Regions from separate parts of the Homo sapiens genome. Here regions 2 and 3 are each linked to region 1. A link is a loop called in an ENCODE intact Hi-C map of the cell type or tissue named here. Cell type or tissue: heart right ventricle. All regions are shown on one strand.

Region 1 (8,000 bases):
CAGAACTAAACAATAGTAGGAATAGTCTAAATATCAAAATTGTAATTATTACATTCAAAGTGTATAAATTTATAAGACTGTATATTATATATGTATGCATTATAGCAAATATATAAACTTGTAAATGCATGCATTATTAACATATATATGTTTACACACAGCAGAGATGATATTCAGCAAAGAATAACTCATCCAGATTGACTATTTACATGTAGCAATGCTTCCTATTGATCAATGCCTATGCAGACTGATTGTTAAATATTTGCATGTTCCCTGTATACACCATTTATGAAGAATTAAAATAGAAATAATTCTAACCAAGTTTCCCCTTGAAGGATTATAATAAAGTAATCTTTATATGGTCTTTCAAATTCTGAAATTTCTATATTGAGTCTTGTAATTTTTCGAATACTCAGAAAACTGTATATTTTAAAACCCCAAACAGAAACAAATTTGAGTGTTAAGGTACACAAATTCATTTTCAAACCTACTCTTGAGTTTGTGCTTTTATGAGACTTAGTTCTAGTTGATGCAGACCTTATTTATGATTTCTTTTGATCACACATTGATTAAAATCAGAAAAAAACAATGAATTTATTATATCAATAATTCTTAAAATAGCTTGGTAATAACTATTACTTATAAAGATTACCACCATATCTAAGAAAAAACAATACACAGTCAGTAATTCTCATCAAAATCACCTGAACACTGCTTTAGGTTTCAACGGCACTCTTGTTTAAGGAAGTACTTTAAGAAAGAGGAACACTTCTCTACTCCAGGGATCCCAAACCTCAGCCAGCAGCAATAGGAGAGTAGTAAGGATAATGAATTAAAAATAACATGTATTTAATCATTTTTAACCTTATTTTGAGTTTGTATTTCTTCCACCTTTGTCTGATTTTCAATTAAAAAGTAAAGGGTGAACTAGGAAGACTCATGTTGCCTCTCTTCCAATGATTTTTATTTTACTTTTATGAAGACTTTCTTTTAAATCTCTTTTATTTTTAAATTTTATTGTATTATAGGCAATAAATTTTACTAAAAAGAATATGCATTACAGGAAAGTTGAACTGAAAGAACCACGTGCTTAGTGATTGCCACTGCACCCAAAACGCTACATTAGGTTTACTTCAGGAAAATTCAGGAAGAAAACTACCAAATCAATATTTTTGAACATGCAGCTTTTAGGACAGGAATATCTCAACAGGTATTATTAAAATTATAATAGTTCTCTTCATACAAATATGTGTTATTTACCCTTGGAAAGAACAAATGGATCACTAGCAAAGTATGTTTTATCCTAAATTTGTTTTTCATTTAAATCACAAATAACTTCTCTTTTGTAACAGTTAATTACATTTAATTTGAAGATAAAATTATTTGTGAAAAAAGTTGCTAATCAATCATAAATTCAATTTTATTTCACACATTTCAGAGCTATTACTTGTTAGTAACTTTCAAGTGACCTTTAAAATAGCTGTATTTATTGAATGGAATGTGAATGGAATCCACTTTTGATCAAGGATACTGAGTGAAGGCCACATAGGAAGTGAGTGGATGTGTGTCCATGGAGTCATAGATACTTTTTCCAAGAAGAGGACCCTGCATCCTCCCCCAAGAAGAATGTCGTATATGATATATGAGAAGTGATGACACTAGTTGTATATTAATAAAATACATCTGTCTTTGCTCTGGGAAGATTAGGTAAATCTATTATTATAAATCCTCCTAAGACCACACAACCAAGGGCAGTATTGATATTAGTACTGAAACTAAGGTCATCATTTTGGTCACTGATATCCAATGGCATTTAAAGATGTGTGGACATGAGTGATGACGATGATGATGATGAGGAGGACAATGATGATGATAGTGAATATGGCGATGGTGATATTTAACACCAATATAACATTACTATGTGCTGGACTCTGTTCTAATTGCTTTACTTTTTTTTTATTATTTCATTTAATCCTCTCAACAACCCTGTGAGAAAGTCACTTGACGCATGAAAAAGGATGCACTACCAGGATGAGAAAATCTAGAGAATAGTAATACTTCTGTGAAAGTCATTCACAGCTTACACCAGCTCACCTATACCAGCTCTAATCCTTTCCATTGTAAATCAAACTCTGCTTAGCAAATACTTTTGTATAGGATAAGTAGGGAAAAACAGGTCCAAAAGTGTTTCTTAATAAATTAAAAATCTGAAAATAATATTATTATAATTATATTGACATATACATCGTGTATTGCTAAGCAACCTAACTCCCAACAATCAAAGTAGCAGCTAATTCAGAGTATATACCTAGAACTGTAACAATAACAGCAAAAACTGGAATGCAGCACCTTTGTGCTCAGAATTACAAAAGAGAGTTCATTTTCAATCAACATGCACTTACTATATGAAAAGCACTGGATTAGATGCTGTGGAGCAGAAAAAAGAATTAATACCCATCCTCAAGGAGCTTACCATCCAGTTACAAGCAAAACCTGAACTCACAGAACTATAAAAATGTAAGACTAAAAAATGTAGCATTTCTCATTAACTAAGTGGAAAATACCAAATCACTTTCCTTTACTTTTATCACCTCTTTTACAACCCTTCTCCCAACTGGATGGCAGTCATCCTTCTGCTGGGCTTTCATAATTCTCTGGAGCTCCTTTAAAATATGTGCTCCTTGTACTGAACCTGCCTGAATCTGTTTTCACATCTGTGAAATGGGATACTGAGGACCAACCCCCACTGAGTTATCGTAGAATTAAATGGGTCAATGACAATAAAATGCTTAGGATATTTTCTGGCACATGAGAGCTACTCAATCAATGATAACCAGTGTCAATATTATTATTATTATTATGACTACCTATGTCTATACCTAACTTTCTGACCAGATTTATCATCTTCATGTAATTTTGTTCATAATTCTAAGAGCTCCTAGAAGACTACATTGAATATTGTATCTGTTTTCTCAAAGGAAAATAGTGAAGCATATGGTAAATCTTCATGGTACAATTAGGATCTGGAGGAAAAGTGTTTACTGGGCTCATAGAAGGATCAAAGTGGGATTGCTGAAGAATGTCAGGTGAAATGAATGAGGGAATAGAAAGTATCTCAGTCTGGGTGAAAAAGCAAGATGAGGCATAAACCATGGAAGCATAAGAAGAAGAGAGACAGTTGCAGCAGGAATGATATTGGGTAAATGATAAAAAAGGGAACTCAGAAGGTTATTGCAGTAGTATAGGCACAAAAATCTGAGAACTTTTATTAAATGGGGCAACAAAAATAGAAAGGATAGAATCAGGTCATAGATGGAAGAAAGAGTCAATGGGATTGAATCATTGTTAACACATAGGAAGCAAGAGAGAGAAGAAAAAATTCAGAAGCAAGGCTCAATTTCTGAGTTTAGACAACAAAGACAATGAGAATAATACATATTGGAAATGAAACAGAAAGCAGAGCCCCTCTCCACCCTTGCTTTTGTTTCTAATCAGTGACAGGAACTGAGTTTCAGATATGTTAAGTTTGAGGTTTGCAGGATGTCAAAGTAGACGTGTTTACTAAGTTATTATCATGTGAGGTTGGATCAGTGAGGAAAAAACAACTAGAGAACGAGAAACAACAACTAGCTCCCTAATTCAACTGAACTTTGTCTGCATAAAGTTGGCATCAAGGTGCATAGATAATCATAAGCTCTTAGCAGAAGTCTCTTGGTGCCAGCATCAGTGAAGAGAGGAACAAAACCAATCCAGCCACTCTTTTTCTGATGATGCATCTACACCCTTGGTTCTACTTGGTTTCTCTGCACAGAGGGAGTTCTTCCATCTTTGGATCTAAAAACAATATCTTTTCATTTTATCTGCAGCAATAGTCTAGCTCTCAGAGACAAAGTCAGTGAGAAACAAAGAAAGGCCCTCGCCACTCAATTCAGCTCCCAGTACAAAGACCAGAGTCACAGTGGTGTCCACAGCCCGCATCGGCATAAATACAGATGGACTGAAATACGCATTTTACCTAAAATAAAGGCTTTATACCATGCAAGCAAAAATAGAGGTGGTTTTTTTTCCCCCCAGAAAGTAAGACCTTCAACAAGCCAGAACACCACTGTTTATTTTAAAGAATTTTTAAACTCTGATTCAGACTATGGACGCCAGGCCAATTGCTGAATCCCACGGGGGCATCTGCATGCTGAAATCTCTGCCTGGAAAGTCAGTTTTTAATGGTGCTGTTACAAAACTATGTGTCCTCAAGTAGAACTACAAAAACTCCAAAGACATATTAATTCCAATTCCACGACACAGGCCTAAAGATAGAGTGGAGGAAGTGCTTGGTCATGTACACACATCAAATTCACTGGCCTTTCTAATACCTTCAGTGAGATTATACTCTTTAACATCTGTTTGTTTTCTTAACCACGTTCTCATTTGTTTTCCATGAGTACTTACGATTCAGGTCACTGTTAGAACTTAGGGAGTAAAACAGAAAGAAATAATCACTCAGATTTAAGTCTAGTTTGCCCATTTCACAGATAAAAAAACTGAGGAGGGGGTGCTAAATGGTTACCCAAGTTCAATTAAAAGAGCATGAACTAGAACTGAGGTCTCCCCAGAACCCAAATCATGAATTTTCCCAACTGCCTTGTTTCTTTTCAGGCAGAAGAGCTCAAAAGGAAAACACTGAGGGACCTTCTCACCTCTAGGTTCTGCAGGATAACCTGTGGTGGAGAGTTCTTCCTACGTGTTGAGTCAGAGCACAGGGAGTGAATGGGGTGGGGAAGAGAAAGAGGAGAAACAATTTCAATCACTTTGTGTTTGTGAGGAGAGCTACTCAGAGAGTTCCCCCTCTATTTTAGACATTGGTTGGCACTGAAAACCTGTGGAAGCATGGGCCCTCTGGGAAGAGTGGGCTAAAAGAAGCATCCAAAGACACAGAAAAGCATAGCAAATTTTCCAGTAGCTCATGCCGCAGCATCACATGCATATTCTTTTGAAGCACCCCTAACCTCTTCTCTTTCCTACACCTTCAAACTGGAGTTTCTGTCTGATCATATTCAGCTGTTTTTTCCTCTGCTACAAAGAAGCTCAGCACTTTCATGTCTGAGTTGCCAAGTGACACTCTATGTTTGAGAGCCCAGAAGAGGATGGAACTCAGGCCTTGAGAATAGGAAGGGGGCAGTTGACTAGGCAGAGGTAGATGGGCATAATTCGGTCCACGCTGCCGTCTCCCCAGAAAACAGACCTGAGATATGGAGACGGGGGTGGCATTCGGAGATAACTAGTAGGTTTTTGGAACAATCAGGTTCTACTTAAGGATAAATAAACATAAGTATATCCTACTCATAATGAATTCCAAAAGTAATAGACAATTGTTAAAACCCGCCTTCTTCAAATCATGAAGCATGTACCAGTAGGTCAAAATTATTGCCAGATAACCATTTAAAAGCAAGCCACGGTAAGTTCAAAATATATACTCCAAGTTCATGAAGAGATGCATCAGTTATGTATAGTATTCTCCTAAAAAGAAGGTTAAACTGATATGAATGGGAAGCCGGTCAGTACTTTCTCTACTTTCAAGAAATTTGTTTTCCCAAATTGCAACTATTCATTTTTCTGTGAAAAGATTCATAGAAAAAAAATCCAATCTCAACCATTTTCTCATCAAAGGAAACGTCTTTAAATCTTAGCCTCAAGAAATGATCTCTAGAATGAGATTGTAGCAGAGTTGTATACAATGGAGTTTTAAAAATACCTCGGATCAGTAACTTTATTTTTTTATTTATTTTTTTATTATACTTTAAGTTTTAGGGTACATGTGCACATTGTGCAGGTTAGTTACATATGTATACATGTGCCATGCTGGTGCGCTGCACCCACTAACTCGTCATCTAGCATTAGGTATATCTCCCAGTGCTATCCCTCCCTCCTCCCCCTACCCCACCACAGTCCCCACAGTGTGATATTCCCCTTCCTGTGTCCATGTGATCTCATTGTTCAATTCCCACCTATGAGTGAGAATATGTGGTGTTTGGTTTTTTGTTTTTGCGATAGTTTACTGAGAATGATGATTTCCAATTTCATCCATGTCCCTACAAAGGACATGAACTCATCATTTTTTATGGCTGCATGGTATTCCATGGTGTATTTTTTTGAGACAGAGTCTCACTCTGTTGCCCAGGCTGGAGTGCAGTGGCACAATCTCAGCTCACTACAACTTGTGCCTCCAGGGTTCAAGCAGTTCTCCTGCCTCAGCCTCCTGAGAAGCTGGGATTACAGGCGCACGCCAACAAGCCCGGCTAATTTTTGTGTTTTTAGTAGAGACAGGGTTTCCCTATGTTGGCCAGGCTGGTCTTGAACTCCTGAACTCAGGTGATCCACCCACCTTGGCCTCCCAAAGTGCTAGGCTTACAGGCATGAGCCACCGTGCCCGACCAGGATCAGTAACTTCTAAAGGATATGCTCAAATGACACAATGAGGTGCCCATCAGTAGAAGGAAGCTCCAACCTTGTCAGCTTGACAGGGGAATGAAAAAGAAAATTCCGCCAGTTGTTAAACCCAGCTAACGTGTGATTGATCTGAGTTCGGCTGTTGGTGGTTAAATAGAACTCCCCTCTGGCGTTTATGTCTCAGTTCTGACTTTGCTTCAGCCTGACCATGAGGGGTCTATAAGTATTTGAGCCTCCACATTTCCCTTGTTCTGCACCTAAGATACTTTTAGATTGCTCTTTAGAGCCTGAATGCTCTAAGCTCTTGGCGTCCACTTTGACCATGAAGAGCTCCGACTGCAGACAGATGCTTATGACTGGGGATGGCTCACATGTTATCTTCCAGATAGTCTCTCTAGAGAGAGAAAAGGCAGAATCAGAGTGGCGTTCTGCAGTCAGAGTAGTTAAGGGAGTTAAGGTGGCGTTCAGGCAGGGTGAGCCTCTGTGCAGCCGATCTAACTTGGTCATAACCCATCAAGCCCCAATGGTGAGTTCTGTGTTCAGTATTTCAAATTTTTCCTTCCCTGACACTGGAGGAAATAATACAAAAACTTGTTACCTATGCTGATGCCCAGCCAAATAATGAATAATTATAACAACAATCTCATGCAGCGGACCACACACCTGATCAATTCCTCCCTTCAGCACAAAGGATTCTTGAATTCTGGCATCTACTCCAGTGCTTGTTTTAAAGTCATATTACCAAAAAGCTCTCAGGGAAGCATTTTACTTTCTGGCTTTGTGATAAACAGAAAGATACCACAGTGGTTTTTAAAACTCTTTTAAATCATACAATTCTTCATGTTTTCAGTCTTCCTTCCTGTGTGCATTTTCTCCCTCTGGGGCCATTTCCAAAGAACTCGAGAAAACGAAAGAAACCACTGTGACCAAGCTGGAATGCATGAAAACCAAACCATCTCCCCAGAGAGGATAAGGAGCAGATCCCATGACTCTGCACTTGTCCTTCATCTACCCTTTTCCCTCAAGCCACATGTCCACTCCACACCCTCATCAGGATCCCAGCCCAGTCCACCCTTACTCCCCAACTAAAGGGAAGATAGTTCTTTCTCCTGGGGCCGTGATGTGAGGCCTGGGAGGAAATGTTGTCTTTTGGGAAATAGCAAAATTGTGTGACTACATTAAAGTCAACACTATTTATCTTCACCTCTTGTCCTATGGGCTGACAAAGGGACACCACTGTTGGGCCCAACCCCCGTGCACAGCTGCAATAGAAAGAAGGCAGGGACTGGTACTTTCAAGTGTCAGACCTTTTGTGCTGACTAGTTTATGAGGCTGATGTCAAGCACTGCAGTCAATGAAGTCTTTGTCCTAGGTGTACAGGGCAGGACAGTGGAAAAACTGTCCTCTCTCATATCCCAGGCCCATCCATCTTCCCTTCACCCTGTTTCTCAACTTTCCTATCTCTTAAGCTGACGGAGAGAGGATCCCTCCTGGGTTAATGTACTGGAAAATTGCTCTGCATGTATATGAGGAGGTCCTTTCCAAATGAAAGAAAA
Region 2 (8,000 bases), 570 kb before region 1:
TTCCAAAGCAGGGAGGGAACAGGTAGAGGGTTAAAAAACTGTCTATCAGGTACTATGCTCACTACTTGGCCAATGGGATTATTAGAAGCCCAATCCTAAGGATCACACAGTATACTCATATAACAAACCTGCACATGTACCCCCTGAATATACTTTTTTACAAAAGAAAAAGAAACAGGCCGGAAATAGATTAGATTTGGTTGTATGCTTTTATTTCTTAGCGTCTCATGATCAGTCACAATTTTACTCAGTGTATTTTGCTCTGAAAAAACATAAAAATGCAGTGGTGGTCTGTTCCTGATTCTAAGGAGCCGTGAGTTCAACTAGAGAGCAATAAGGAAGGCAACCTCAAACCTCCCCTGCTATGTTGAGGGCAATGCACTCCTGAAATAGAGTGAATTAGAACTTCCCTTGCCCACTTCCTGTTCCCTAGAGCTAGCTCCCTCTTCCTAGGGAGCTGTTTGAATCCTGAAGAATATGTGTGCTTCCCATGGCTCTTATCCTTGCTGCCTTTGAGCTAAGATGAAGCCTTCTCTCTGCTTAACAACAGCACAGAGAAAAGTCAAATAAAGTGGATGCCTGAGGATGTGTGGAGAACCAGGACAGATTTGCTGTAATTTCATACTTCCTGGTTCTATTTGTGATTCTAGACAGTATTCATGCTTCCACATAAGCCCATGCCTTGGGATATGCATACACCTTCAATAAATCAAACACTTAAAAATGTATGTGTTTGTTCGTTTGGGCATTCAGTAAGTTATCCTAAATGCACTGAGTCCCCGCCACAGCCCAAGAGGGCAGAGTGGCAAGAGCTCAGTATGAGATCCCCATGCCTGGCTCTACTCCTTGAGACCTCAGATGCATACCCATCAGTTATGGGACTTTGCATGAACCATTTAACCCCTCCAGGTCGCTTTGTTTTTGGATGGAGACTGGAAGTCACATTACTTGCTTTGGGTATTTCATGGAGCAGTTGTGGATCTCTGTTACTATGGAATAATGTGTATCCAAGGGTTTGGCATTATCAAATGGCCAGACATATATGTTATCATTATGGAAAGATTACTACTGAAAAATAAATTTATAAATGGAGTAGTCAACATGTAAGGCATGGTTCTACCTCTTCCAGGCTCAGTCATTATAAAGAAGAAAAAATTCCATGTCATAGTGGTCAGAAAGGCTTTGTAAAGAGACACAGGATTGAAGAAGGGAAAGGTGTAACCATCAGAAAGGAAAAATATGGGCACTGCCGATGAGGCCCTATCAGTAGGGTCCAAAGGACTACAGCTTGAGCATATCTCCATGACATCATTCATTGCACTGGATTTGCATTTTCCATCTTTGTGTCCACTTCTCAGCTTTGTACTGATTGATTTTCATTTTTTATTGACTTTCATTGCTCTAGTGCCTGGTACATTTCTTGCCAGTACAGGTCATATGCAGGATATGTTGGACATATAGTTTTGTTCAACATAAGAATACATAAACAAAGCAATGTACCTTAGAACTGTTCCATCTCCAAAATCTCTCAGAGCTTCTGCTGTCTAACAACAATCTCCTTTCTCTTTACCACTCACAGGTGCAGGACAAATTGTTTCTCACTGTGACCTCTCTTCCACCATTTCTAGTTTTCCGGACTATGCAAATTTACCTCTTCCCTCACCCCACAGTCAGACATTGCATCCTTATCCTCCCTACCACCCAACTTTCCCACATCCTCGTCATTTGATCACATCTCTCATATCCATTCTCAGCTGGAATCTACCAGTCACCAAATTTCTGCATCCCATCTGTTAAGATGCCTACTCATGCTGAATGGGATATGGACATCACTAGTATTTCCAACAGTATCACATCCAGTTAGTTCTTGTTATAGTCCCACAGTAAAGAGTCTAAAATATATCCCCATACCTCAACACTTTCCCATGGTCTTGGAAGGAGACCTCACTGCTGAGTTATTGAGAAGATAGTGGCCACCTAGTCTACACAACATGCTGTTCATTCCTTCAACGCATGTCTGCAGGTCTTCATTAGTTGCTTCTATCTCCATGTAGTGATTTCTTTTCTTTCTTTCTTCCTTTCTTTCTTTCTTTCTTTCTTTCTTTCTTTCTTTCTTTCTTTCTTTCTTTCCTTCTTTCTTTTCTTTCTTTCTTTCCTTCTTTCTTTTCTTTCTTTTTCTTTCCCTTTCTTTCTCTCTTCTTTTTTTTTTTAGAGAAGTTTCTCTCTTGTTGCTCAGGCTGGAGTGCAGTGGTGCAATCTCGACTCACTGCAACCTCCACCTCCTGGGTTCAAGCAATTCTCTTGCCTCAGCCTCCCAAGTAGCTGGGATTAAAGGCACCTGACACCATGCCCAGCTAATTTTTATATTTTTAGTAGAGATGAGGTCTCATCATGTTGGCCAGGCTGGTCTCAAACTCCTGACCTCAGGTGATCCACCCACCTCAGCCTCCTAAAGTGCTGGGATGACAGGCGTGAGCCACCGTTCCTGGCCCATGTAGTGATTTCTAACTGAAGGCCCTACCTCTCATCCTCAAGACCTCCCTTTCTGATTTCTTAATTTCTTCCCTTGCTGTCCCCTCAGAAGATCCATCAGGGGTATCCTGCCATCTCTGACATTCCAAGTTTCCCTCTTCATTGGCTCTTTTCTCCCAATTAATTGTACCACTAGATGATTCTCCAAGAAATCTGGACTCTGTAGTCAAATAATCTTAGGAACTATGATATACCATGTCACCATTTTGGATATTTGTAAGACAAATATAGCCAATTAAAGATAGTAAAGAACCTCATTCACTTTAGTTTTATTAGGGTCTCCTAAATGGTTTATAACTTTATCCTTTTTTTCCCTTTGAGTAACACCCATTAACACTCTACAAAACTCTTGAGATGCGGAACTCATTTGGACCACTGCTTTGACACATAAAATGTCCCCATCTCTACTATTAAAACAATAATCAAACAACTAAGACTTTCATGGTGTTGACAATCCTCAAGATTGTTTTCTCATTTCTTCTTCTTACCACTATTTTTATTGAGAAGTTTTTATCTCTAATTCTCCTTCATACAGTTCTCATTACTTTAGCTACCAATTAAATGTAGAGGCTCAATCTATAGCTCCCAGCTCTCTCCTAAATTAAATTGCTATATTTATTTCTGACTGTGTTCTTGATGTCTCCACCAGTTGGCTTCTTGTAGCATGAGCAGAACATGTTTGTACTAACTTATTATAGCTACCAACTACCACACCAGACCAGCCCTCAGTTGGTGGTACCAAATTCTTCTTTGTTCTTTGTCCCATCATTAATCTTTTGAACTGAATATGAAAAAGTAGGATGCATTTTTTTAAGTCAAATATACCTACAGAATTGAGTCATGCTCCATTATTTGCTAATTATTGAGCCTCACGGTCCTTATCTGTAAAGTAATGGCAAGAATACTTATTTGTAGAATAAATAATAGTGGTTGCTTCATGCATATAGTGTCTTTTCCCTTTGAAATATCTCACAGTTCCATTTCTTCTTTCTGTTTCTCTTCTACTCCCACAGTTTAGACTCTGATAACTTAATAGTCTCAATATTTGCTTTTAGGACTTTCATATCTCACCCCTGTCCAGAACAATGATGCAGTTACACTATAAAATATATTGTGTGTATATATGTAATTATAAACCATTATATTGCTATACTGTCACAATAATATCCTAAGAGAAAGACATGTATATGATAAATAGTCTTTCCATCATACAGTGTGAAAATTATGCTTTATTTCACTTGGCATCTGAAGTCATGATTTTACTTTAAGTACAACTAAATATTTGGAACAACATGGACCTTTATAATAGAGTTTGCTAAGTACATTTTCCGCTGTCTCCTGAGAACTGAAAAAGCTGAGAAATGTAGTTTCGGACCAGAGTACATCATCCTGTCAATGCTACTGATTGTTTTACCAACTGGACTCATAGATACATGGCCAACACCCAAGGAAGGGAGGAAGAAAATGACAGTGGCTGAGAGATATAAAATATCCCCTTCGAACTTCATAATTTGGAATTTTTAAAAATATTTATAATTTACAAGAATAAACAATGAAGTAATGGTCCGTAGGGTTCTCTGTGGCCACTTTGGACTTTTAAACAGTGATGGGTCACTCTTAAGTATCTAAAGTTCAAATTCAGTTTGGATCACAACCATGGCATTCAAATAGATAGATGAAGTTTTTCAAACCTCTGGAGATTGGAAATGTGAGCTGGAAATCTCATGCCCCTTCACTGTATTTTTGATTCTTCTGGTTTTGGCAGAAGTGGGAAATGAAGTTTAAGTTGAGCATTTTAGATTACTAAAAGTTAAACTGATAGTTGTCCAAATATGGACTTACAGATATCCATAAAGCACGCCCCTTTCCAAAGTTCACAGTTTTAGAAAATAGATAGTCTTCATTATCTGTGTTTAGTTTTTAATTAATTGTTTGTTTTGGATAGTTAATAGTAGAAGAAATTATACAGTTGACCAAGTACTTTCTCCACAAATTTGTTTAGCTCCCAATTATAGAAGTGGTTTGAAACACAACTCGACTACCTTATTTTTTCTTGCTGAATTTAGAAAACTCTCTCTCTCTCTCTCTCTCTCTCTCTCTCTCCAATTCCTTAGTTACTTAAAGTGCTTAGTTCCATTGGAAGGGATAACACATCTCATTTGGTTTAGGCACATTAAGACTGGGTCTACACACTCCAGAGGTGAAATGCAGCAAGACTGAAAAATATCGTTCACCTGATTTCTGGAAAATGCAGGTGATGGAATGTCAGGGCAATAGTTGGGATGGCACCTTCAAGTCCATGCTATTTACTTTGGTGGCAGAGATAAACTGTAGATAGTCAAATCAACTAATTTTTTTTGTTTGATCTGAATAAGCTGAAATTGCTAAAATGTACAATGTAACACTTTCTATCATGTAACTCACAGAAAGTAAATTTAATTGGATCTCAAGGAGAGAAGGACACATCAGCTCTAAAAGGTATATTAAGATACTCTCATCCAGGCTCCCTCTTGTAATAAGTTTGAAAACATGTGCCCTACCCTGGAGCTTTTTGTTCTTTCCATGACACCATGGTTTTATTCAAAGCAAAAGTAGCTCAGGGAGGAGCAAGAACATACTATGACTGCAGTCAACAAACAGGCAGAATAGGCCGGGCGTGGTGGCTCACGCCTGTAATACCAGCACTTTTGGAGGCCGAGGCAGGCGGATCACCTGAGGTCAAGAGATTGAGACCATCCTGGCCAACATGGTGAAACCCTGTCTCTACTAAAAATACAAAAACTAGCTGGGCATGGTGGTGCACGCCTGTAGTCCCAACTGCTTGGAAGGCTGAGGCAGGAGAATCTCTTGAACCCAGGAAGTGGAGGTTGCAATGAACCAAAATCGCGCCACTGCACTCCAGCCTGGCGACAGAGCAAGACTCTGTCGAAAAAACAAACAAGCAAACAAACGAAAAACAAAAACAAAAAACAGGCAGAATAGTTTGTGCCAGCTACCTCTTTATTCCTACTAAGTGCAACTGTTCCTCGCACTTAATAGGTGAGCAGTAGTAGTAAATCCTTATTGAATTTAATACATATCTTTGAGAATCATTGTTCAGGCTTGATATCCAAAGGAGAAATGAAAATGCCAACCAAGGTGAACTTACATGGTTTAATTCCTTTTGTGTCCCTACACCACCTTCCAGTCCCATCCCATAAGCTAAACACCTATACACAACAACCCAGGGCAGCTTAGAAATCTTCACTGAGACAAGGGAGGGATTTATTCTCCCAACATTTAGAACATGACACAGAGGACCTGGGTTCAAATCCTGAACCAACCATTTACTAGCAGCCACATTATGGAATGTTGCTAAATTATGGAATACCTGATGTATGCCCTCCTTCAACAAACCTTGCAGGGGCTCCAGAGAAACATGTACTGTTCAAGGCACTGGAGATGAAGCAGACAGCAAAACATTTCCCAGATGCCAAGCTGATTGCAGAGTATATCAGTATAGTCGAGATGCCTCTAAATCCTCCCATTCTCTTACTTCAAACCTACTGTCTTGAGATCTCTCTAGTGAAACCTAGGGGTCTATGTGGAGCAGGCATGAACCATAGATACAAATATGGTAAGAAGACAGTTTCTCTCCTCTAGGCATTCCCAGTATGGGAGAGCCATATGCATATAATTCATTGCAGGAGTGTGTTAAGACCTTTCATAGAGACACAAACCAAGCATTCTGTAGTTATATTCAGAAAATATTTGAAATTTGCCTAGAGAAGTTAAAGAATAAGTAACTCACTTGTTTTATGTAAGGATAAATTGAGACACAGGATGTGAAAACATTTATTAATTGCATCATTGATATAAACATGTAAATATATTTTTGCTTAGTAATATATTTGAATATATATTAACAGATATATATGATTTTCTAATATCACATATATCTTATACACAGCCAAGTATGTTTCAAGTTCCTATTATCTGAAAGGATTAAAAAATAAGCTCCAAGTTGCTCAACAAATCAAATAAATTTTATATTCTGAAACTAATAGGCCACTGCATTAAAACATTTTGATAAGTATAATTACATTTTCTCTGATCTTTTAGTATTCTCTTACTTGGTGTGTGTGTGTGTGTGTGTGTGTGTGTGTGTGTGTGTGCTTGTGTGTGTGTGTTTCTGGCTTCCTTCTTTATTAAAAATCCTCATTCCTATTGTTTGTTTGCCTAATGTATGTAAACAAAAACTCTCTGGTTAAGCCCAATTAATACAATGTAGATTAGCATTCATTACTTACAAATTAAAATTATTTTTATTTAATTTATTACTAATAGGCCAGAAAAGCACCATTTATTCTTTTTAAACTCTTAAGTTCGCATTTCACTTGATTTTTCGTGCTAGTCTATAATGAGTAATACTTGTACTACAGAACAGAAGGATTCTGGAGAAAGATCCTCCAACTATTCTCCATCCCCCACAGATGCTGTGGACATTTGAGTAGACTTTTGTACACCCCAGCGGAGTTTTTGACTCACTCCCCACTCACAGCACCATCTGAAAAACAGCAACAAAATCATAAGCACAGAGAGGTTTGGACTTCTAATGCTACCGCTGAGTATTATCCTTACCCTTGGAATGTTCATTTTGACATTTTTATCCCTAAGTCATTCACTACTAATGTAAACATGAGAGCTTGTTAAAACAGTTCCCTGAGCTGCCCTGCTGGAAGCTTCTTTCAGGCTGGAGAAGTCATCTCACTGCATCTCTTTCTAAGCCCTGTTTTGGTCTCTGAGACTCACTACAGCCTGACTTCTTACTGCAAGCAGTACATTTCGATATGAAGTCTCATCAAATGCTTTTCTTTGATGGGGTACAGAATCCAGCATGTTTCCTGGCTGAGAACACTATAATATCTGCAGGGAACTTTCACAAGTTCGTTAGGCAAGACCTTCCCCATAAATCTAGCAGTTGGCTTTTCAAGGTGCTCTTTAGCTAGAGCCCACTGCAAACATGTCGAGTACTTCTTTTCACACCTGATTTCTTTTCAGAGTCCATGAACTCAGCAACTGGTGAAGCCACACTTGAAAAAAATTTAATGTCACTATTCAGTTGGTTGTCAGTTACAAGGCCTGAAATTCTTCTGGGGGCATCTCAAGATGCCTCACTCTGATTCATTGTCAAGAGGCATTATGGGTAGCTGAAAGACTGAGCTTTGGAGAAAAGGCTGTCTTGAGGCTCAATTCTGACTTTGCCACTGGAGACTTTGGGGGAGTTATTTAACCCCAGAAGCTCAGTTGTTCTCATACACACACACACACACACACACACACACACACACACACACACACACATATATATGATAGTACACACTATAGTTAGTGTAGATCTACGATTATTGTGAGGACTAAATAAAATTATGCATAAAGAGCCCAGCAGTCGTAGGCCCTTAATTAAAAAATAGAAAACACAAATCTAT
Region 3 (8,000 bases), 210 kb before region 1:
AGGGTGTGAGTTCTCCATACCCATCCTTCTCCCACCACAGAGGCCTTGAAAGATGTGTGTCCCAGAAGCTATATAACCAGGTATAAGCCACATGAGTCCCTCAATCCTCCTGGAGAAGTGTTCCACCCTGGAGAGCTGCTTCTCTTCCAGAGGACTTTGAACAAGAAAGAAACTATCTTTCATGTGATAGGCCACTGAGAGCTGGAAGTTTATTACCACAGTACAGCCTTTCCTATTCTGATTAATACAGAAATTGGAAACAGAAGTGAGAATTACTCACAACAAAAACTAAGAATAATTGCCATTGGCTGAGCAGTGGGGCAAGAAGGTGAGAAAATGAATATCATATTTGGGAAATATTAAAATATGGAGCTGCTTGTCATGCAATGCTCAATGTATTATACATTTCAAAACTGCTTAAAGAGTGGATTTTAAGTGTTCTCAACACAAAAGATAAGTGAAGTGATTGATATGTTAATTTGCTTGATTTAATAATTTCTAAATGTACGCATATATCAAAATATCACATCATACCTTAAAATGTATACAATTATTGTCAGTTAAAAATAAAATAATACAAAAGAAGTAACTTTAAACATTTCAAAACATATGTATAGAAAGCCTGTTACCCATGTTCATTTGGGAGACGGATGCTACCTATTGAAATAGGAGAAGACTTTGGAAAACAATATTTAGCTGCTCTTAATTGAATTTGGCAAGATATTATAAGAATGAGATGAGCTCAAGAGAAAAACAATGCCAGTTTGAAGGCAGCAATGCAAAGGAATAGGGTGATTTCAGATATTCCAGGCCCTATAAGGTTGGAGAATATGAGGACTTGTGGAGATGAGGTTAACAACACTTGGAGGGACAAGTGCTAGGTGAACATTTCATTTGATAAAAAAACTTCCAGGGCAAAGATCAAATTAGGTGTATGGAACCCTCTTCGTTGATTAAAGTACCTGATGGCAAAAGTCATACTATAGTTATGTCCTCCTCTGTGAAATCAAAAGGCCACCAAGTAGCCACCATAGAGTAGAAAGAGGAAGGCCTAGGAGAGAGGCACATGAACAGGAAAAGAAATAAAACTGTGAAGATGCTTTGGAGAAAACCTTGGGTAAGATTTGGGCACAAAAAACAGTGGAGGCAGGCTGGGCATGGTGGCTCATGCCTGTAATCCCAGCACTTTGGTAGGCCAAAACAGGTGGATCACCTGAGGTCAGGAGTTCAAAACTAGCCTGGCCAACATGGTGAAACTCCATCTCTACTAAAAATACAAAATTAGCTGGGCATGGTGGTACATGCCTGTAATCTCAGCTACTTGGGAGGCGGAGGCAGAAGAATCACTTGAACCTGGGAGGCAGAGATTGCAGTGAGCTGAGATCGTGCCATTGCACTCCAGCCTGGGTGACAAGAGCGAAACTCTGTCTAAGAAAAGAAAAAAGAAAGCAGTGAAGGCACCATTGGGTACCTTGGCAGGCCAGGAACTCAGCAATGAGAGACATGGTAGAATAAAACACATGGTAGATCCCTTGAGATCCACCCAGACAGGGACATAGAATACTAAGAATTACTATAGTATATTAAGGGCTTACTAAGTCCCAGGACCTGGACTAACTGTATGTATTTATCCTCATTTTATCCCTGTGAGATAAGCATAATTATTCTCATTTTAGAGGTGGACAAAATGAAGGCTTAGAGGAGTTAATTTCCTGAAGACCTGTTAACTATGAAGCAGCAGACCTAAGATTCCAATCTTATTGAAGAGAAACAGCACCAGTCATGTATTAAAGGAGGCAAGACAGATTTTATCCAGACTACTGCAACAGGAGACAGAAACTCCAGTATAAGCTGAGTTCAATGTCAACTAAGATAAAGATGACTAAGGTTATTAAAGGGAAAACAAAAAGAAAACAAAAAAAGGTTATGAGGAAATTTTAAAAAGAGGAAAAAAAAGAGACTGGGAGCCAGGTGTGGGGGGGAATGGAAAATGATAGAAGATGTGCTTTGCATGGTTTGGCAGCATATATTTCCATGAGCAAAGACTCAGCATGGGGTTGGGAATCCCTGTTATGGACATAGCCTAGTGCAGGTGGAAGCCAAGTTAAATTTGGTCCAGTCTCTCAGAACAGTGTTAGGGCAAGACCTTTGTGCCATGTGGGAGTGCACAGTTTACACTCTCGCCTGGATGACTTCAAAAACCATGCTTTTAACCTTAATTACATACCATCTGTGGACAAATGGATAGTTGCCAAACAATTTGAAAAATGATGCAGTGCTACAGTAAGGTAATACTGGATTGCCGGAGAGCATCGGAGGGTGAGGCATGGAAGTAGAATCTAAAAAAATGCATAGTTGGTGTCAAATGGTTTAATATGTGGCTCGAGATGAGTTTGGCATGATAAGCAGAAATTAGAGCTCAAAGGTACTTGAAAGTCAGGCCACAACATTTGAGTTTTCTCCTCAAGATCATGGAAACTGCTGTTCTCTAAAATGAATGAAGATTAATTAATTACATCAGCCAAAATTAGGTACCATGTTGATCTAAAATTGCCATCCCAAAGTAGAAGTTGCCACTGACCAGAGGCCATAAAGAACTCAAGCCACTGTAGGAATCTTAGATAACTGTAGAGGTTAATGGAAAAGGCAGAATTCTGTTCAGAGTGATTTCAGCACACCCCAAACGATTGGCCCGTGAATCTCACGTATACATTTTAGGCTGGAAAGTGATTTTCTTTTTAGACCCATTCGTCACACCAATTAATCAAGTCAAAGAATATGATATTGATCATTATTGGTCCCTTTGTCTCAAATCCAGAGGTTGGCTCTCATTTTATTCCTCAGGCCACCCATCAAGCCAGAGAGGAAGCAGGAATCATAACGCTCAGGATCTCCTGATGCTAACCTCTATCCTGAGACCACCAGGCTAGGCTGCCTCACCCTGAAAGAGCTATTTTATCCAGAGAAGGCCAAGCCTCAAAAAATTCTATGCTGGTCTGTTTTCTATGGAAGTTCCCAACATTGTGGATGCTTATCTGAATGCTATCTGAACTATTCACATCTCCAGGGAGAGCATAATTGGACTGGAAATTTCCTAAAAACAAACTTTCTTGTAAACGTTTCAGGCTGTCCTGGGTTGGGTCAGGCCAGAAATATCCCTTCTCTAGCCCTATGGCCTGAATTCTGCATCCTCTGAAGATGAGGACAGTTGAGACAGAAGAAGTAAGGCCCTGGTGAAAAATGACAGGGTGGCCTCAAGTCCCCCAACACTCCCACAACATTTTGATAGTGAGTCCTATCAAGATCTGGAAGTTTTCTCATCATCTGAAACAGAAGTCCCAGGTCCTTTGGGCACATCTCCAGGTGGCCTCATTAATGGTAAATTAAATAAAAGCATTTTCTTACTTTTCCCCACAGAAAGTAATGATATTTTAATAATGCTATGCCATTACTTTCTTGGGATAACAACAGCGAGGAGAATAGCGAGGAACATCAGGCCTGGAAAATTGCCCAGAATATAGCATTAGGTGGTTAAGCCACAGAAGAACCGAAGAAGGAAAAACAAGGCAAAGAAATACTTCAAACACCAAGACAGGAGCTGAAGAACAGCTATGCATATGTCACAATGTTAAGTCATTATTTCTTAACATTGGCTACTTGATGAATGATTGCTGTTTGGCCATTACAAACACCCGCCTAAGATACCTTCACTTGACTTTTTTTTTTCTTTTTCTTATTTGGATTTAACTACAGACAAACAGAAATGGCTTCTCAGGGAGCCATTCTCCTCTTAAAATGTAGATGTCAATTTTTGTTTTATACAAGGTTTATTGATCACTTTCTAAACACAGATAATTCAGAGAAAACTGAGTCAGCCTCATTTCACTAATAGTTGGTGTTTTCTTTGCGGTGGTGGCATGCAGCTGGAAAGTGTATGGAGGTATGAATTTTCACATTATTGCATCTGACTGTTGAGTGAAGTCTGCTGGGAGTGTTGGTGATTTGTGACAAGCTAAGGAATTCCTTTCTCAGCCTGCAGTAAGCGTGAAGCACATTATTTAAAACCAACCCAGATCATTGATATATTGTCATCTTATGCTTTTAAGAGGGTCCTTTCCCCCAGAACATATAATTTTCTGTATGGCCTTTAGCTTTTCTGTTTCAAATCTTACTCTTTGGTGTTATGTTGCTGTTATCAAGATAAAGGGCCTATTTAAAATAGCTATCTAGTTAATAATTTGATTATAGGTGACTTTTTCCTTTCTGTTGTTGTCTAATTTATTTCAACAAGCATTTACTTAACTTTAATAATGAAAGTAACAAGTATATAAGTATTGTAAATGACTCTTTCATCTCTTTTGCCTTGTCTTATAGGTGAAGACTTCTAAAAATTTAGCTCACACTGATTCTATTCTTCTTTGAACTGCTACAGTCCTTATTTGTGTTTTTTCATTTTAGCTATTTTGTATACTAGCTGTTAGTTGCCAGTGACGCCCCCTGAGTGAGTAATCATGCTTTCAAGTGTTCCTGGCCTTGTACAGTAAGTAGCCTCCTGCACCAAATGGAAGCTGAGCCTTCAATTAGTGTTAATCAGTGGTGAGAGGCGCTTAACCAGTCTTGAGTCAGTGGACAAGGCCAGGCAGATTTGGCTGCTGCACTTTTGGGGGACTTGAGAATTGAAATCTGGCTATGCTGTGGCTATTTTAAAATACTAAGTTTTGAGATTACTGCTCATGTAGCAATGGATGCATTCATAGATGCCAAACTTTCATTTCCTTATGTTTTGTCTGAATGTCAGTGACTTTTTTGTCTGTTTCTGTATGTTAGTACGCAGCTGAGTACCACACACATAATAAGTTGCAAATAAGTATCAAAAGAACAGATGAACTAATGAGCGTATAAATGATTGAATACTATTAGAAACAGAAGGCAATCACAGAGTGACAGGGGGTTTTATTTGAAATATCTAAACACATCATTCAAGTTCAAATCTTACTGTGTCATTGTGAAGCCAATCCAATAAGAATCATGTAACTTTTACCTACAAAGTATCAGTCTCAACTCCTATTATTCGCACTATGGTAGGGGATTCAAAGCTTCCGCATCATCTGGGACCTGAGGAAAAATGCAGAATCTCAGGCCCCACCCCAGATCTGCTGAATCAGAATCTGCATTTTAGTAAGACCCCAGGTAACCTGTGTGCTCGTTAAAGTTTGAGAAGTGGGCCTCTAAGGCACCTACTTTTCTGTGTTATTTGTGAGTCTATCAAATGAACATGCTGAATAAATGCTTAAAAACGTATGACAATAAATAGGATTCTTTGAGGAAGATATCATTTGTGATTGACTGTGTTTCACAAGCAAGTGCATTCTGATGTCAACAACATCCACATTCTCTAAAGGCTCCCAGCGCAGCCACAGTGTCACCCAGCTGTGACAGCCTGAGTGATTTCAAACACTACTGATTGACATCTTAAACGTTGCCTGGAAATGCCGCGCTCTGCAAAATCCTTCATCACAAGAACACATCTGCCTTAAAGTCGGCTGTCCAAATGGAGGGGCATTTCCTCCAGAAAGCAAAACCCCAGGCTTTCATCTCTTCAAAGCAAATCCTCGTTTTTGGTACAAAGAGGAGTTTTCCCACCTCTTTCCAGTCACTTGAGTGCCCCTCCTGGGTGAGCACCAGCCCTTTGCTTTGGGCCCTGACCTAAGAACAGTTCCACCATGCAGATGATAAATCTCAGAGCTACCAAGCATTTGCCATATTTCCCGGGATCATGTTATGTGAATGGCTGACGGGAAAAACCCAGGGGTATCGCGTTACAGGAAAGAGCTGCGATTTATTTATTTATTTTCTTCCTTCTGTAACTAATTCCAAAAACAGACCCCTGCTTGGGAGCCGGAGTACAAGAGAACAAGATAAATTCTGCAAAATTCTAATTGGGGAACAGTTGACTTAATTGGTGTCCGTTTGGCAGACAATGGGAAAAGCTCCCCAGCTGGGCTGGGAAAGGACTCTGGGGGAATATAGCCTTGCAAGAAGCCTTAAAGCTCTGGGGACCGATTGTTTCCTGAGGTGAAACCTGGAGACCAGAGCTTGGATTAACTCTACAACTGTCAAGCTCCATTAGGGGCAATCAGAGGAGACAGAGCATGGGTTAAACACAGGAAACGGAGCTGACAATAGAGGCATATGTCTCTAAGAGCAGGGAAGGGAGGCAGGCATATCTACGTCTAATAACAAACATAAACATTTTTCTTTCAGGTTCAGATGTAGCACTGATGGGTCAAAGATATTCCTCAGTATGGGTTGTTAAATGTCAAATATTCGGAACCTAAGCAGTTCAGTTGCACGTGCTTATTTTGTGCAATCTGATGGTGGTGAAGGCCTTTCCCCAGCATCTCAAGTCTTTGGAGAATTAGAGCGGGTTGCTGAGTGTTAAGAGCTGAGGGTTGGCTGGAGGAGGACACAGGAGGACCCCAGGTTCCACTCCCTGCATTGTCTTTACCCTTCTGTCTTCCACTGGATGACTTTTCTGAGTATTCTAATCCTGGTTTGGTCATTTTAAAAATCGGGGGACTATTATCAATCATTTCTGAGGACCCTTCCACCAGTAATATTTCATTAACTTATATCTTGCTTGATTTCAAGAAACACAGAATCATTTTCTCTTTGTGTGTGCGGGGATGTGGTTATGTAACAAGCATGTACCATGTGTCTTTTAATATATTGCATATTGATACTATAACCCAAAAGCTTGTGTATTGTTATTCTGTAATATTTTTAAGTATTACAAATATTGTAATACATCACAAAAAACACAAAATACGTCATAGCAATGTATATATTATGTAAATACTTAAAATATTGTTACTAAGAGTTAAAATCACGTTAAATGCTAGCATAAAGAGGGCATCTATAGAACAATTAGGTCAAAATTCAAACAACCCTCATCTATAAAGGATCTGAATGTACTTAGCTTCTGTGCTTATGAAAGTTGTACTTTTTATAACTTTACACAAATGATTCATCTCCTCCAAAGACAGGAGACCTAAACTCATCTTTTTACAAGGAATCCTCCTAATTGGCCATGCACTCCTCAAGAGCAAGAACTGTGCAGAATTCTCATTGTATGGCCAGGATGCAGGGTGTGAACAGAGCCAGGCCAGATATGTGCACATCGGTTCAAGACGGCAGAGGCAACACCTTGGTTCATGAGACAACACAGAAACTTTTCACTTGATCTTTAAAGCACTCGAAGAACAAACTCCAGAGTGAATACATGGTCTGACAGGTGAAAGCAAGAAGGTGGGAGCTGAATTTTACCGGAAGGTGAATGTATAATCACTGAATGCAATTGACCATTGCAACCCAGAACAACATAGAATGGAAGGAAACAACACCATTTTTTTCAGAATTGTCCAAAATTCATGCATTAAATTAAACATCTTTGCTCCACCTCTAGAAGAATAGAACACATGATAGAAAGTCATTTGACTGTCCTGCACTCAAGGCATCCACCCACATATATTTGAAGTCCCAGAGAGAGCAAGGGAAGAATTCTCTTCCTTTTTTTCTCATGGGCATTTCCTGAATGTTGGAAATGAAGTTGGGAGCTTTAGACAGAAGACACAATGCTAGTCTGCAACAACCTTGACCTTTAAAATGGAAGGTTGGCAAAATCCATTTTGATCTCAGTTCACCTGTCTGCCTTCCCTCCTCTTCTGAAATGTCAATCTTATGGAAGAATTTGGTTTTGAGAGATATGAAAAATCTTTATAGGCAAAATGGATATTTAAATGCAAGACTTTTTTCCTCTCTCCTATTAGATTGACCAGCAAAAGAGAGCTGTGAGATTGTTTTGTTTTTATTTTTCTTTTTATCCTGAAAGTCTAACTTTGAATTAAGGAAAGTACCTTCACTGTCCCATGAGGAGTAATTAATTCAAAAGAGGCTTTTCTTATTTGGGTCAAGATATTTTTAAAACAGGTGAGCTGTTA

The links. Peaks named below come from ENCODE experiments on the same cell type or tissue, not always from the same donor. Only the 100,000 strongest peaks of a DNase experiment are listed, where the experiment ranks them.
Region 2: a loop joins it to region 1, with 4 times the contacts of the local background. A loop is called at or near these places in 12 of 110 quality-filtered maps.
Region 3: a loop joins it to region 1, with 2.6 times the contacts of the local background. A loop is called at or near these places in 3 of 110 quality-filtered maps.

What each region holds. Positions count from the first base shown.
Region 1 is chr15:95,835,966-95,843,965 of GRCh38, forward strand. No RefSeq gene overlaps it. Among named protein-coding and RNA genes, the nearest start is that of LINC00924, 410 kb to the left of the region's middle. RefSeq lists an enhancer at 3,465-3,524. In heart right ventricle, no CTCF peak of the experiment used is centred here; DNase peaks (open chromatin) are centred at 4,166, 7,532 and 7,700; H3K27ac peaks cover 4,442 bases.
Region 2 is chr15:95,270,299-95,278,298 of GRCh38, forward strand. No RefSeq gene overlaps it. Among named protein-coding and RNA genes, the nearest start is that of LETR1, 53 kb to the right of the region's middle. In heart right ventricle, no CTCF peak of the experiment used is centred here; no DNase peak of the experiment used is centred here; H3K27ac peaks cover 2,419 bases.
Region 3 is chr15:95,621,205-95,629,204 of GRCh38, forward strand. No RefSeq gene overlaps it. Among named protein-coding and RNA genes, the nearest start is that of LINC00924, 190 kb to the left of the region's middle. RefSeq lists an enhancer at 5,796-6,497. In heart right ventricle, no CTCF peak of the experiment used is centred here; no DNase peak of the experiment used is centred here; H3K27ac peaks cover 4,695 bases.